2 separate regions of the Homo sapiens genome follow, and region 2 is linked to region 1. Evidence: chromatin contacts called from ENCODE Hi-C data. All regions are on one chromosome and are shown on one strand. Each heading gives the region's core, a stretch centred on a gene start or an enhancer-like site at or near the end of the contact. The rest is flanking DNA. Distances are from core to core; before and after follow the strand shown. Region 1 holds the start of NOPCHAP1 (NOP protein chaperone 1). Region 2 holds the start of HCFC2 (host cell factor C2).

What was found. A loop is a pair of places that touch in the nucleus more often than their neighbours do. Pooled maps may share reads with other maps.
Region 2: a pooled map shows a loop between it and region 1 (8-fold over the local background). The contact joins the promoter of HCFC2 here to the promoter of NOPCHAP1 in region 1. A Hi-C loop is called at or near these places in 6 of 50 pooled maps.

The regions. Positions count from the first base shown.
Region 1 is chr12:104,984,402-104,989,056 of GRCh38, reverse strand. It overlaps NOPCHAP1 (NOP protein chaperone 1), which reads right to left and starts at 2,741. Exons shown (of 4, transcript NM_152318.3): 1 at 2,590-2,741; 2 at 804-890. The coding sequence starts at 2,704. LOC105369952 (a long non-coding RNA gene) reads left to right here and starts at 2,687. Exons shown (of 2, transcript XR_007063436.1): 1 at 2,687-2,754; 2 at 4,634-4,655. RefSeq lists a silencer at 2,262-2,511 and enhancers at 2,064-2,574, 2,575-3,087.
Region 2 is chr12:104,061,957-104,066,611 of GRCh38, reverse strand. It overlaps HCFC2 (host cell factor C2), which reads right to left and starts at 2,081. Exons shown (of 15, transcript NM_013320.3): 1 at 1,889-2,081; 2 at 297-445. The coding sequence starts at 2,051. It also overlaps a transcript of GLT8D2 not described here. RefSeq lists silencers at 1,705-1,844, 2,065-2,234, 2,216-2,385, 2,395-2,554, a cis regulatory region at 3,962 and an enhancer at 3,878-4,047.

The DNA of each region.
Region 1 (4,655 bases), core at 1,492-3,991:
GTGGAAATGCAAAATAGCAATTTCTTCTTCGTAAAAAAAAAAAAAAAATTACACCTTCTATATACCCGCAATTCCACTCCTAGGTATGTAATCCCTCAAAACAAAAACCTATATCCACAAAAACTGGTTTTTGGATGGGCAGCCACCATATGGTCATTTCAGCTATTGTAGATTTAGTGCTACAGTAATGATGCTACAGTTAAATTCTCCTTTCAGAGTACTCATGATTTCTTAGTTTATTGATGTGATACCTTCATTACCTTCATGCTTATTTACATTGTTTTTATTGAATTTTTGCCTTTTTTTAATATTAAGAGTGAATTACATAGAGGGCATTCGTGTAATAAAGTCTGAGTGTGGGACATACTTATGAATGTGCAGTACAGCAATACTACAGAATAATAAAGAGAACTGGCCATTATGCTGTATTCTAAGTAATATTTATCATTTAAATAATTGTGTCCAATTCAATGGGATGTGGTTGTGGTTTTCCATCCATATATATTAAGTTTGAGGCTCAGTAACCTCTAAATAAATTTGCCATGGAGATTAACAATTGTTTTTGACTTCCCAAAATTCAACCCACAAGCAATTTTTCACGAAAAAGTTACCCTCTTAAAGTAGAGAAATAATGTAAGAAGTTCCATTCTGTGTACTGACTTTATCATGTAAATCCCAAGTAGGACTTGTTCCACTGGACTATCTGTGGTTTGATACCTGACAATGAAGGCAGAGACCGTCCCACAGCTTAATCAGACAAAACTCAGCATTAGAGAGGGTGAGAGAGGGGAAGAGGTACTTACAGGGACTCCTCTCTATCCGAACTGTTTGAAGAGTGGAGGTCTTTCTGGACTTAGGTTGGGAGTTGATGAGCAACCTGTCCCATATACCTGAAAATACAGACACACAAACACCCTTAATTTACTACAGCATAAAAAAACAAAGGCCCATCAGTAAGCCTCTCACATGACCAGTCTTAAGACTTGACTGTCCACACTCCCCCAAAATTTTTTTTTTAAAGGAGAACTCCAAGCTCCATTACAACATTTTAATTCTTTATGTACAGCCAGCCACCTCTCCTTTCTTACATCTGTCTCATTCACCTCTATCACCAATGGCAGGTAATAAATGCACACCAATCTGCACTTTTCTGGATCAGAAATTCATTAGCAGACAAACGTGGGTCTGCAATGACAGAACGGAGGAAACAGTACAGAGCATAACAATGGTTAAGTGAAGCCAGAAATGGTTACTAGTTGTGTAACACTGGGCAACTTACCTGATCTTCAAGCATTTGTTTCTTCATTAGTAAAACATGCTTGCCTGGTATTTCCCCTTCCCTGAAGACGTTCAACCCAAGGAAAGCAGCCTTTTGGGGATTTTGTCACCCACTCTACCTTTCCAGCCTCATTTCTCACTACTCAAATCATCCCAACTCTCTATCCCATCAGAGTTCCAAGAGGGGAACGTACAAAACTCAAGGCTTTGCACACCCTATTTCTAATACCCGGAAAATCCCTTAACTCTCTGGTTAAAAAACAAATCCTGTTCACCTGCAAAGCAGAGCCGCAACAAACATCCATTGAATGCCTACTACTTAAGGCCTACTGGATTCGTGATCAGAGCACAGAGTCTGGAGCCAGACTACTTGAATTCAAGTCCCAGTTTTGCTACTTTCTAGCCACATGATCTCCAGAAGGTAAATTACCTGTATGATAAATCATGTCTCAGGTTCCTCAACTATAAAACAGAGATAACAGATTTTCTGCAAAGGGTTGTTGTGAGGATTAGATGAGTTAGTTTCTGGGGCATACATAGTAAGGACTACATAAGCTTTGGTTATCATTATTATACTTCCTTCGGAATCTCTGGGTTCTCACAAAACCTTTTCTTCAAGCTAGTATTTACTGACAACATGCCCAAGCCTTTTTAGGCATTCTCCTCCTCACAAAAATTCTACAGGCATTACTACTATCACCATTTTCCAAATGCAAAAACTGAGGCTTAGGGAATGAAAATAACTCTAAGTCCCACCAGTTAATTACTAGTGGAGCTGGGATTCGAACTCGTGCTTTTAAATTCTACCTATAGTGTCTGAAATGCTGTGTGGATTTCCTGGATGCATGTCTCCCTCTACAAGACAGCAGCACTAAGGGGTGGTCTGTGTGGGTGTGAAAGAGGTAGGGACTGTTAGCATAATATTACTCCGCTTCCCCCTATCAGCCAACTGCTCCGACCCAGGCAGCCAAACCAAAAGCCCTCCCTTCCCCAAAAGAACTCGAGAGCTTCCCAGCTTCCAGGGCAGGGCAGATGCCTGGCAGCGGCGCCTGGCAGGGTGGGCGCTCACTACCTTGCAGAATATAAGAACCACTAGCTGGGGAAACCATTCCGGGCCCGCAGCCGGGTGCCCGCCCCAAAGCCCCCACCCCTGCCGCGGGCAGGGCACGCCGGAGCCCCGCAGCAGTCCCCGGGGCTCCCCTCGAGGGTACGGAGCCCGGGCAGGGAGCCACCGGCCGGCTCCCAAACTGCACCGGCCGCGCCTCCTCTGCCGCACGTGTGCGGCCCATGCCGCCGTCACCCGTCCGTCACCTCCGCGGCCGTCGCTTCCCGCCGTCAGCAGCTCCTTGGACACTGGGACTCCTGAGGAATCCCGGGTGGGCGACGAACAACTCGGGCTAGCCTTGGGCTTGCCATGGACCTCCATGCTTCCCTCAAGCCTGCACTCTCAGGCCCGGATGCAGGAAAAAGGCTCGGGTAAGGGGGCGGGGAGAGGGCCGCGATTGGAGGAAACTGCGGTGGGCGGAGTAAGGAGCGGAGAGAGAGGCGGGGCGAGCGTGGTGCAGCCTGGAGGCTGCGCGGGAGCAGGGGCCATTCCTACTCCTGGGAAAAAGAAAGGTTCAGACACTGTCATAGGAAAAAACAGCGGGCAAGGCTCGATTTCGCCAAATTCGGGCATAAAGAGCATAACATTAGGCTTCCCTCCTCTTTATCCTTTTTTATTAAATTTTTTTTTAATTGGTGAAAAAACACGTAACAAAATCTACCATCTTAACCATTTTTAGTTGTACAATTCAGTGGTGGCAGACCTCTAGATCATTTTCATCTTGCAAAACTGAAACCTTATACCCATTTACCCCTACTCCAGTCCCTTGGTAACCACCATTCTACTTTCTTCTTTGTTTCTTTCTTTTTGAAACAGCCTTGCTCTGTCGCCCAGGCTGGTGCCTCAGCCTCCCAAGTAGCTAAGATTACAGGTGCACACTACCACGCCCGGCTAATTTTTGTATTTTTGTATAGAGACGGGTTTTCACCATGTTGGCCGGGCTGATCTTGATTTCCTGACCTCGGGAGATCCACCCACCTTGGCCTCCCAAAGTGCTGGGATTACAGGCGTGAGCCATCATGCCCAGCTACCATCGTTCTACTTTCTGTTACTATGAGCTTGACTACTTCAGATACATTATGTAGGTGGAATCATACAGTACTTGCCTTTTTGTTACTAATTTCACTTAAAATAATACCCTCAAGGTTTAGACATGTTGTAGCACATAACAGGATTCTCTTCTTTTTTAAGCCTGAATAATATGCCATTGTATGTATATACCACATTTTCTTACCATTGATCTCTCAACAGGCGTGCTGGTTGCTTCCACCTCGTGGTCATTGTGAACGCTGCTGCAATGAACATGGTGGTACAAATATCTCTTAGAGACCCTGCTTTTCAATGCTTTGGGATACATACCCAGACATGGGATTACTGGATAATAGGGTAATTCTACTTTTTAGGTTTTTGTGAAGCCTCCGTATAGTTTTTCATAGTGGCTGCACCATTTTACATTCCCACAGTGCACAAGAGTTCCAATTTCTCCACATCCTTGTCAATATTTCCTTTTTCTGTTTGGTTGCTTCTTTCTTTTTGACAGTGAGCATCCCAGTGAGTGTGAAGTGATATCTTGAAGTTTTGGTTTGCATTTCTCTAATGATTTAGTGATGCTGAACACCTTTTCATGGGCTTGTTGGCCATTTATATATCTTCTTTGGAGAAATGACTATTCAACTCCTTTACCCATTTTTTAATCTGGTTATTTGTGTTTTTGTTGTTGAGTTGTAGGAGTTATTTATATATTCTGGATATTAACCCTTTATCGGATATATGATTTACAAATATTTTCTCCCATTCTGTAGGTTGCCTTTTCACTCTATTGCTTCCTTTCCTGTTTGTTCTTTTAACAGTCTTTATTGACCACCTGCAGTATGCCCAGACCCCTCTTATATAGGATTCAAAGCAGAAGCAGCAGAAACCTTGGACCAATCTTTTCTGCTTATTTCTGACAGTGCAGAGGCTCCAGAATCAGCCTGGAGTGGATTAAATCCAGTGTCATATTATTCATTTAGTAGCTGTGACTTTGGGCAGATCACTCCCTGAGCGTCTGTCCTTCTCTGCAGAATCAGGATAATAATACTTCATGGGGATGTTATAAGGAATAAAAGAGGAAAAGGAGTAAAATGTATGTAATGGCACTGGTGATACAGAATTATTGGGCTCCCAGCTAAACCCCACTCTAAAGCATGGAACTGTGGCCCTAAGTGACAATAGCTGACCCCATTTTTCGCCCAAATGTTGCCTTTTTAGCCTGCCATTCCCATATCCTGCG
Region 2 (4,655 bases), core at 832-3,331, 920 kb after region 1:
ACTGATGCTACGTAACAGATATCTTGATGTTATAAATGTTGCACTGGGTATGGGAAAAAGACTTGCCAGGAAACTTTGGGTTTTAAGTGAAGTGGAAACATTTTCTATAAAGCTATAAAATGTGAAGTTTACATTACTTGAATAATATTACTTGAATAATAGTTTACTTGAATAATACATTACTTGAATAATATTAAAATGTGTTAAACAATGTTAGTAATGTTGCAATCTTTTGAAAAATTATGAACAATATCATTATTAAAGCCTCAGAATGAAACAATATTAAATACACTTACTTGTAACTCATATAACTCATTGCTGTATCTTCCATATTCAACCATTCCCCCAAATACTAATATTCTGGTACCATCACAGACAAATCCATGGGCAGCACAGCCTGGAGGGATATCTCCTCTAACAGCTGGCAGAAACCACTGATTCGTAGCTAGTTGCCAAAATAAAATGAAAACCGATTATAACAAACAACGGTTATCATATACTATCAGCAAATATATATCATCAATATCAGTGGGTCTCAACTGGGGATGATTCTGCCCCCCAGAAGACATTTGGTAATGTCTGGTGACATTTTTAGTTGTCACAACTGGAGGGGGCTGTTACTGGCATCTAGTAGGTAGAGGCAGGGATGCTGCCAAACATCTTACAATGTACAGGGCAATACAGGGCAGCTTCCCCCAACCTCAACAAAGAATTACCTGGCCCAAAAGGTCGAGAGTGCTGCTGTTGAAAAACCCTGATCTGTATCATTTAATTCTTACAAAACGCCCTGCTGGGTGAGTATAAAAATCTCTATTTTACAACTGAAAATTGTGAGGCTTAAAAAGGTTTGGTAACTTTAGCGCTGATCCTGGGCAACCGGCAGAGCAAGATTCAAATCAGGTCTAATTTGTTCCAAAGCCAGGGATTTTACACTAAGACCAAAGTGTCAGTAACTTTTTACCTTCATATGCTGGGGCGCTGGGAGGAGGAGAGGGTGAAAAAAATAAAACTTCTCAGACTCCACTATTTTGTTAACCTTCAAATTATTCCTGTGATTAAGTTGTTTGATCAAAGAAAAGTTATCGGTCATGAAGTAGACCCAAAATTCCATCACTGTCTTTACACCAAACAGATTTCTTGTGACAGCCTGAGCATTTACAAGGGGAAAAAAAAATTAAATCCAGTTTCCTTTCTATTCCACAGAGGTCCTCAAAGATAGGGGCTCCCTGCCCAGGGGCACTTGTGATCTGCAGTGGTGCTCAAGTTATGACAGTCCTCTTTCCGAGGGCCAGTCCAGAAGGGCGTCCACACCGAGTATGCAGACACAAGGCCGCCTCACCACGTCCCCGCCGCTTTAGAGCGCGGCTCACGGAGGGGCTCTTGACCGTTACCTGCCAAACACCGGGTTGTATTTGAGGCGAGAGTGCCAGAAGGCCTCTCGTTTTCCCTCCTCACCCCCTAGATGGTCTTCCTCCTAAGGAAGGAAGGCAGGCAAAGACGGGAAAGGCCCTAAGGAACTTTGGTTTGGAGTGGGTTTTGTTTTTTGACAGAGGCGAGATTTCGGGGAGTGGCCCAGGCGGTTGGACATGGTCTTCTGTCGCCTGCGTCCGCCTGTCGGGCTGGGGTGGGGGCGTCCGGGATCCCCCGCCTGAAGGCCGGTGCGCCCCGCTCGGGGTCCGTTGCGCCCCAAGGGCCCCGGAGATCCTGAGCTGCGGTCCGGGACAGAGCTGCCGGACCCGGGCTGCCCGGCTGAGCCGCGCTCCCCGCCGCCCGCCCAAGGAAGCAGTGACCGGGCGGTGACAGCTGTCAGGGCCGCGGCCGCCGCCTCGCCTCCCCTCCCCCTCCGCAGCTCCAGCAGGCGGGGCCGACGAGCCGCCGCCGCGCCTACCCGTGTTGTAGACGTGCAGCTCATCCGCGATGCCCTCATTTCCCCCTCCAAAGATGATCATCAGCTCCCGGATGGCCACCGCTCGGTGTCCGTGCCGGGCGCGGGGGACCGGCCCCGTGAAGGAAGAAACTCGCCTCCAGTTGAGGAGGCTGGGAGCCGCCATCTTCCCAACCCCCGCCCCTCTGCCCACAATGCACCGCTCCCGCCTCAACCGGCTGCTCCCTGGGGAGGGCGGGGACCCGCCTCCAGCTGTGCTGGGGTCACGTGGCCGCGGGCGCCGGCGGCCAGGCTGGAGGCCCGCGGGCAGTGGAGAGACGCTGGGGAAGGGGGGTCCTGACAGGGGAGCCCCGCCCCCACCCCAGGCGACTTGGCCAGCGGCCACCCGGAGCAACGCACCTTAGGGTGGAAGGACGCTTCCCACTGACCACGTCTCCCATCCCCACCCAGAGCCTCCCGTTCGGTATTTTGGGAAGAAGCCACAGCATCTTCCTTTACGTCCACTTTAATTGAGCATCTAGGATGTGTGGGCGAGGCAGTCTCACAAGCAACGTGAGAGAAGCTCGGGTAGAGGTTCGAAGAGCTGGGAGCGCAGGGCGGGGACCTCGCACGGGAGGGTGCGGGCGGGAGCCTGCCTCGCGAGCCCGGGCCACGGCGGCTGCTCCCGACCGTGACTGGGACCCGGGCAGGGAAGGTCGCTACAAAGCCTGCCGGGCGAACCGAAGGCAGCTTTGTGCGGAGCCATGCCAGGAAGCTTGGGAACCGTGAGCCACAAGAGGTATTTTTGGTTTGTTTGGCTTAAGCAGAGGAGAGATGGTTTTCTAGGTTTCTGTTTCATTGCTAGCTAACAAGTGAGGGCTGTCCACAGCCTGGCATGCCCTAAGTGCCTCATGTGTATTAACTCATGTAATCCATCCAGCAATCCAGTGTGGTGGCTCCTGTTATCTCCCTTTCATGGACGGGGAAATGAGGCACAGTGCAGTAAGGTAATTTTCTGATGGACACAAAGGAGAGGTGTTGAAAAAAAAGACTGGGGCCAGGATTCCAACACAGGGCTTCTGATTCCAGAACCCCCAAGCCCTTATATCATATACCATACTGCCTCTGATAGCAGTCATATCCAACCATTATACCATACTGCCTCTGGTAGCAGTCATACGCAACTCTTTATTTTTATTTATTTATTTTAGATAGGGTCTGGCTCTGTTGCCGGAATGCAGTGGCGCGATCAGAGCTCACTGCAAGCTCGAGCTCCTGGGCTCCAGTGATCCTCCTGCCTTGGCCTCCCAAAGTGCTGGAACTACAGGCATGAGCCACCGCACCCAGCCAATGCAACACTTAATAAGGCCTAGCTGCCCTGTGATTTGGTCCTACACATAATCACACAAGTCCATTAGGAATAAAACTGCACTGCATATGGGATTCATGCCAAATGAGTAGATTTTAGCCACTCTTGCCACAGAGACACAAAAAGGGTTGGTGGTAACTATATGAGATGATGGATATGTTAATATGCTTCACTATAGTAACCTTGTGACTGCCTGTTTCAGCTGTCCCCAACCTTTTTGGCACTAGGGACCGGTTTCATGGAAGACAATTTTTCCACGGACTTGGCAGGGGAGTGGGTGGTATGGACTTGGCAAGGGGATGGGGGCTATGGTTTTGGCATGAAACTGTTCCACCTCAGATCATCAGGCATAAGATTCTCATAGGGAGTACACAATTTAGATCCCTCCTATGGGCAGTTCACAGTAGGGTTCGAGCTCCTATGAGAATCTAATGCGCGGTTGATCTGACAGGAGGCAGAGCTCAGGAAGGTCATGGGGGTTCCGAACAGGCCGAGGACTGGTTGCTGGGGACTGGGGACCCCTGGTCTATATGATATCAACTTCATATTGTATATCTTAAATATCCACAATACAAGTTATTTTTTAAAATTTTAATTGAAAAAGGACTGGGCATGGTGACTCACACCTGTAATCCCAGCACTTTTGGAGGCTGAGACAGAAGGATCCACTGATCCCAGGAGTTTGAGACCAGCTCGGTCAAGATGGTGAGATCCCATCTCTATTTTTATTAAAGAGAGATAAATAAGAGATACAAGTCCAGTGGAAGAAAAAATTGAAAGCAATTTAAATCCCTACCTCAGATTCTCAAGAGGTACTCAAAGGAGAACACAGACACTGTATAGTAAATTTCCTAAAACTCTTTTTTCCTCTTATTTTACCATTTTCAATTTCTCTTATATGCCTCATTCACCCAACTCCCTTAAACCTCAGCATGCTTCTCCACCTTCTCATCTATCTAAGCTTTTTTTGAGAGATAACTCTCTATGTTTTAAAAAGGAATTCTCAGGACGGGTGCGGTGGCTCACACCTGTAATCCCAGCACTTTGAGAGGCCGAGGAGGGCAGATTACCTGAGGTCAGGAGTTCGAGACCAGCCTGGCCAACATGGTGAAACCCATCTCTACCAAAAATACAAAAATTAGCCGGGCGTGGTGGTGCATGCCTGTAATCCCAGCTACTTGGGAGGCTGAGGTAGGAGAATCACTTGAACCTGGGAGGCAGAGGTTGCAGTGAGCCAAGATGGTGCCATTGCACTCCAGCCTGGGCAACAAGAACAAAACTCAGTCTAAAAAACAAACAAACAAACAAAAACCCCAAAAGGAATTCTCACTATTTTTTTTAGCTTCTGCTTCTTAAATTCTCCCTCTCACTGAGTATTAACCCATTTTTTTTTTTTTTTTTGAGATGGAGTTTTGCTCTTGT